Regions from separate parts of the Homo sapiens genome. Here region 2 is linked to region 1. Evidence: chromatin contacts called from ENCODE Hi-C data. All regions are on one chromosome and are shown on one strand. Each heading gives the region's core, a stretch centred on a gene start or an enhancer-like site at or near the end of the contact. The rest is flanking DNA. Distances are from core to core; before and after follow the strand shown.

Evidence for each region. A loop is a pair of places that touch in the nucleus more often than their neighbours do. Pooled maps may share reads with other maps.
Region 2: a loop to region 1 is called in a map with no recorded cell type, with 4 times the contacts of the local background. The contact joins two enhancer-like sites. A Hi-C loop is called at or near these places in 3 of 37 single-sample maps with no recorded cell type and 6 of 50 pooled maps.

Annotation. Positions count from the first base shown.
Region 1 is chr14:69,671,532-69,674,739 of GRCh38, reverse strand. All of the region lies in intron 2 of SUSD6 (sushi domain containing 6), which reads right to left. Among named protein-coding and RNA genes, the nearest start is that of SUSD6, 62 kb to the right of the region's middle. Within about 2 kb of position 1,484, at least 6 of the 41 ENCODE cell types and tissues checked have a DNase peak (open chromatin) inside an H3K27ac peak, as active enhancers do.
Region 2 is chr14:70,667,655-70,670,862 of GRCh38, reverse strand. TTC9 (tetratricopeptide repeat domain 9) reads right to left here. Exons shown (of 3, transcript NM_015351.2): 2 at 3,117-3,208. Among named protein-coding and RNA genes, the nearest start is that of TTC9, 27 kb to the right of the region's middle. Within about 2 kb of position 1,607, at least 3 of the 41 ENCODE cell types and tissues checked have a DNase peak (open chromatin) inside an H3K27ac peak, as active enhancers do.

The DNA of each region.
Region 1 (3,208 bases), core at 235-2,734:
CAAGCCAGGAGTCTTCTGGCTTGCCAATACAAACACCATCAGGCTCTGGTGGGAAATAAAGGCTGAAAACGGGGTCAAATTCAATCTGAAGAACAGCAAATTCCCCTAGGACAGTGAAAACATTCCCAGCTACCCTAGACAAAGTGGGCAGAAGAGACAAGGAGGAAGAGTGGGGAGCTCTGGAGGAACCCCTCACATAGATGGCTTGCATAGGGTGTTTTATGATTGTCTTGTGTATACTTTTAACCCCCAAAGCACTCGACGTACATGCTAGCTCTGCCAGAGTGCTGAGGAGTAAAAATGAGTACAAAGGAAGCAGGGAAGGAAGGATGGAAGCGAGGAGGGCAAAGGAAGACAACTGTACCAAGTTAAGAAGAAGCGAGAAAAGAAGAGGTAGCTGGATACAACCGCTTATTCCATCCATCCAGTAAGCATGCACACAGGCCTACCATGAGCCACACACTGTGCCAGGCAGTGGGGAATGTCGAATAACAATCCTGAGCACCCTGGAAACCAGAGCTGATCAGACAGCCTGTGAAGCTGGCAGTGGGGTAAGATAGGCAGGCACGACAGTGATGCAGTCATTCTCTCTGTAGGCAGGTGTTATGGCAGCAGCACAACTGCAGGTGCCAATGACTCCAAAAAGAAAAGTTATTCTCTCCAATTCCCAAACTTGTCTCTAGTTTCACTTTTGGCGAGCCAGTCTCTGGATGGGATTCTGATCAACAGAAGTTCTCATACACGGAAAAAATAAAAAACAAGTAACAAGCCAGCAGAAGTTCCTGACCCTGAGGAGGAAGCTGTCAGGGTAAATCATTAAAGAACCCAGAATATCAGAGCACAAAAGGCACCAGAGAGCTAGTCCACACTCACATTACCCTTGAGTAACATGAGGTGCCTTCAGTTACTGTCCATTAGAGGCAGTGCTAGGGCCGATGCCCAGGACCCCGGCTCAGGGTCCCGTTCTTCATACCACAGAGCCCAGACTGAGGAAAGGCATCCGAAAATGCAGACTTTTAGAACTCACTGCTGCCTCAGGGGGCAGAATAGGAAATGAAAATGATCCAGCCCCGGGGCTCACCAGGTCTGGCTCCTTGCTGTAGGGTAGTATGCAAGGACCAGACCAGCATGGAGAAGAGATACATCTGCCAGCATCCTCCCTTAACCTCTTCTCAGTTTTATTAGGTTGGCCCACCTGCAGTAGCCTATTTCTGAGAGGGCCACTTGTCTCCCTAGTGGGTTCAAGATTTCTCCACCCACTCTGTCCTCACCTCAGCAAAATTTGCTCTGAAAAGAGTCAGACAGGTTTTTTTCAGCCCAAGTATAAATTGGTGGTTCTCAAAGTTTGGTCTTCAGACCAGCAGCAGCTGCTGCTTCATGTCTACCAAGTTCTTCTTTAGGGAACTTGGTAGACATGCACATTTTTAAACCACATCCTAGACCTACTGAACCAGAAACTCTGGGGATGGGACCCAGCAATCTGTGTTTAACAAGCCCTCTAGAGGAATCTGATGCTAGCTCAAATTTGAAACTCACTAGTGCAAATAACCTCCAAGGTCCAGCCTGTTGGTTCTCTCATGAGTATGTGCCTCTTCACTGGCACACCTGAATGACCTCTAGAGTTTCAAACCTGGGAGCCCACACATCTGCCACTGGAGGAAGGAGGAACTTCCCAACTCAGTATATCCTCCTCCTGCTTCCAGGGTTCAAGACTCTGTGCAAGAGAGTACAAAAGGTGAGGACGGAACTGCCCTTTAAGCCTTGACCAGAGGCAGGGAAGTACAAGCTTGGAAAAAGGTCCTGATGACTCTGAATGGCCTCACCTAGTACTGTGAACAAAACAGGACCTTTTCATGCCAGCTCTAGGCTGGTGAGACCAGCCTTCGGAAGGGACACAGGTGGACCAATGCACCTAGGCCTTTCCTTGACTGGAGAGTCGGCCTAAGGCTGATCTGCTCAGATCCCACCCTGCCAAACTGGACTGCAATACTTGGTCTGCAGCAAAACTGGCCTGAGCAGGACACTCGGGGGTGCTCTGTGAAGTTTCAACATGAGACCTGAAGAATACACCAAGCACCTGCTGTGGGTCCCCCTGACACTTCCTGGTACACATCAGAGGGGAGAGTGTGTTCCCACTGCCATGTGCCAGGCAGTTAGCACTGTGATGCAGAACCTGGCATCTCAAGTACTTCCACCACAGCCTAATAGGACAGAATGAAGAAATCTGCCAGCCCCCTCTCTGCTTCCCTGTTCTTTGCCCCAAAGCTGCTCTTCTTAGCCTTCTGCTTCTCCAGCTCCTATCAAGTTTCATTTCCAGCAGGAACTCTGGCTTCTCAGAGGAAAATGACTGACTGACTTCTAGGTCATTCAAAATCCTGACTATGACAGCCTTGTCTGACATGACCAATTATTCATGAAAAAAAAAATTTTAATGATCCCTCCTCTCTCTTCTCACCTTCTTTATTCCCAGGAATGAGGCATTATCACATTTAGAAGTCCAAGCTTTAGATTTCGATTCCATAGGTTTGGGCTTCAAGCTCAAGATGTGGGGGTTTGTTGGAAACTTGTGTTTGATCTTGCATACAAAGGGGGGCTATTAAATGCCAGCCTCCAACCAGGGATGGATGGTGGATTAACCAGTTAGTGTTAACGAAGTGCTCTGAGCAATTCAGAAAAGAGATGCTGACTGAAAAAATAGTATTATAATAATCCATTCCATTGAAATAGACTTTTATTGTTTACCCGGGACTTTTACATATATTATCTCACTTAATCCTATTATTCACAATCTTAACTATTCCTCCAAGGCCAGGGTCTGCGTTACTGGTGACAGATTTTCTGAATGCCAGAGAGAGGAGCCAGTTGAACAGCAAAGCCTCTAAACTGCCTAACAACAAGGTATTGAGAACAATAGCACCAAGAAAGGGTTCCTTTGCTGAAAGCCACTCAAAGAAACCTGAGACACATCTCTGCTGGAAGTCACAATAGTTCTCTGCACCCCTGAACACATCAAATCACAGACAGTCCTCACCCCAACTTCTCCAATTACCCCAGCCTGATCCAAGAGGACAAATCCTGGAATACATCTGAAGGGCCCAGACGCCAGCTGCTCCTCCACTCTTCTCCCTTCCCCAAGCAATTAAGAACCTCTGACACCCTCCAGCCTCCCCATGGAATTTGTGACGCCAGATAAGACCCACATGGGACC
Region 2 (3,208 bases), core at 358-2,857, 1.0 Mb before region 1:
CCCAGGGGATGTGAGAGAGAATGGGTGGGAGAGGAGAGAGAATTTCTCTCCCTCTTTCTATGCAGCAGCGTATCCCAGTGGTTTCCCAGCCGGCGCAGTTAGTTTAGTGAGACCCCAGTTGGAGTTTAACATCAGGCAAGTTGCCAACTTCTCTGAGCCTCCTGTACCATCTGCAAGAAACAACCTCTATTTTTTTTTGTTTGTTTGTTTTTTGAGATGGAGCCTTGTCCTGTTCGCCCAGGCTGGAGTGTAGTGGTGCAATCTTGGTTTGCTGCAAACTCCACCTCTCAAGTTCAAGCAATTCTCCTGCCTCAGTAGCTGGGATTACAGACACATCCCACTGCGCCCAGCTAATTCTTGTATTTTTAGTAGAGACGGGGTTTCATCATATTGGCCAGGCTCGTTTCAAACTCCTGACTTTAGGTGATCTGCCCACCTTGGCCTCCCAAAGTGCTGGGATCAGAGGCGTGAGTGAGCCACCGCGCCCAGCCAACAAGCTCCATTTTTGAATGCCAACCTTGTGCCAGGTTTCTAACCTTCATGATCTCATTTAATCCTCAATACAATCCCGCAAGGTATGTATCCTTCTCCTCACTGTGACAAAATGGAATAGGGACCTAGCGAGATTGAGTCAGATGCCAAGGAGACACATAGTAAATGGTGTGTCTGGCTGCAAAGCCTGTCTCTCCTGAGGACTGTAATACCTGCCTCATGAAATTGCTCTGAAGCCCAAAATAGGTAAGTCTAAAAGTGCTTAAAACAATGATCAACAAATATTAGTCTAATGTAATTTTTTTAAGCTTGAAGAGTTTAAAATGACTTTGCTTTATTGTCTTATTTTTGTCGTTATAAGCAGGGTCAGATGACCACCTCACCAAAACTGGGGCATTTCTTCCCAGTTCCTGTTATTAGTGAGGATGGCATGGCAGGGAACAACTGCTAAGTTCCACACACACCATAACATAAGAGTGACAGGGCTGCCTGGAATAGTTACTTCTGGAAGTAGAAATGAATACTATATCATGCTAAAAAATGCCAGGCGTATCCTCCAGAACCGTGCTGGCAGATAGCAGTGCTCCAGAAAATTCTATTGAATGAGTCCAATGGTTAGTCTTCAAGCTGCTTACAGTTGGTGGAACACGATTTATGTACGGAAAATAAATCAACAACAAGGTGTTCTTTAAAAAGATAAAAAAAGTATACATTTGGACATTTGTGACTTGATTCTAAAGTTTTTTAAAGACTTTTGAAAGGAAGATTGAGTTTAAAAAAAAAAAAAAAAGGCTGGGTGTGGTGGCTCATGCCTGTAATCCCAGCACTTTAGGAGGCCGAGGCAGAAGGATTGCTTGAGCCCAGGAGTTCAAGACCAGCCCTGGCAACATAGCAAGACTTCATCTATACAAAAAATAAAAAACATTAGCCAGGCATGGTAGTGCATGCCTGTAGTCCAAGCTACTGGGGACGCTGAGGTGGGAGGATCATTTGAGCCCAAGAGGCGGAAGTCGTAGTGAGCTGAGATCACACCACTGCACTCCAGCCTGGGCGACAGAGCGAGACTCTGTCTGAAAAAAGAAAAATTATTAACCATATAAACAACAAAAATAGCAACATCAAGTCAAAGTTGTTTAAATGTTACTTCCTCAGAGAGGCTCTTTCTGATCACTTGGTCTAAAATAGCTCCCCCCTCTTTACTCTTTTTTATTTTTTTTGAGACAGTCTCGCTCTGTCACCCAGGCTGGAGTGCAGTGGCGCAATCTTGGCTCACTGCAACCTCCGCCTCCTGGGTTCAAGTGATTCTTCTGCCTCAGCCTCCTGAGTAGCTGGGACTACAAGTGCGTGCCACCATGCCCAGATAATTTTTTGTATTTTTAGTAGAGACGGGGTTTCACCATGTTAGCCAGGATGGTCTTGATCTCTTGACCTCCTGATCCACCCACCTCGGCCTCCCAAAGTGCTGGGATTACAGGCATGAGCCACCGCGCCCAGCCTTACTCCTTTTTTTTTTTTTTTTTTAGACAAGGTCTTGTTCTGTCGCTCAGGCTGGAGTGCAGTGGTGCCATCTTGGCTCACTGTAGCCTCCGCCTTCCAGGTTCAGGTGATCCTTCTGCCTCAGCCTCCCAAGTAGTTGGGATTACAGGTGTCCACCACCACACCCAGCTAATTTTTGTATTTTTAGTAGAGATGGGGTTTCACCATGTTGCTCAGACTGGTCTTGAACTTCTGAGCTCAAGCGATCCACCTGCCTTGGGTTCCCAAAGTGCTGGAATTACAGGCATGAGCCACCACGCCCAGCGCCCCCATTTACTCTTGATCTCTTTATTCTGCTTTATTTTCTTCACAGCGTTTATTACTACTAAGTATTTCATTTGTTTACTATTTGTTTGCTTGTTTACTGGTTGACTTCTAGCCATCCCTTGGTAGAGAGCCCCTCCCTGGGTTCTGTCCCCTCTCCACACTTTTTTTTCCCACTTACAATAGACAGTGAGCCATTATAATATAAGCTCTTTGAAGGCAACAACTTTCTTTTGTTCACTACTATATACCTAGCAATATTGTACCCCCTCAATAAATATCTGTGGAATGAATGAATGAATGACTGGTGGATATGATCTAAGTGAATGCTATAGATAACACATGTCCTAAGGAATAGCATCTGACTGGAGAAGTCAGAGCATGCTTCCTGAAAGGTGCTGGGCTTAGCATCAAATTTGCCTGTTTGTATTCTGTGTCATCAACCAGATGTGAGCGCCTCATGGGTAGCGGCAGTGTCTTTTCATTGATTCCCTTGGTGCTTAGCACAAATCTTGGCACATAGTATGAATTCAATATATATATATTTGTTGAATAAGTGAAGAGAGCTGGATTCTGAGTTGAAAAAGATGAGGAATTCTATACTCTATTTGAAGAGAAGAGGGGCCTGTGCTCCCTGGAACTCAAACCCTAGGCAAATGCATGGGCTGTGTGCTCCTCTTAGGTCTTATCATATATATCTGATCCCTAATTTTGCCATCTCTGTCCCTGCCTGGCCCTCCTAGCCAAGAAAACTGCTGAAATGAGAAGGTCCCAGGAGCCACCAGAGCAGGGAGGAAGTAAGAAAACAGCTATTTCCGCCTTACCTGTTGGTTGTTGGGTCCTTGCTTCTTTCAGGTAGTAGAGTGCTTTGTCATAGTCCCCAAGGTGGTAGAAGGCCACACCAGACCGGTAAAGG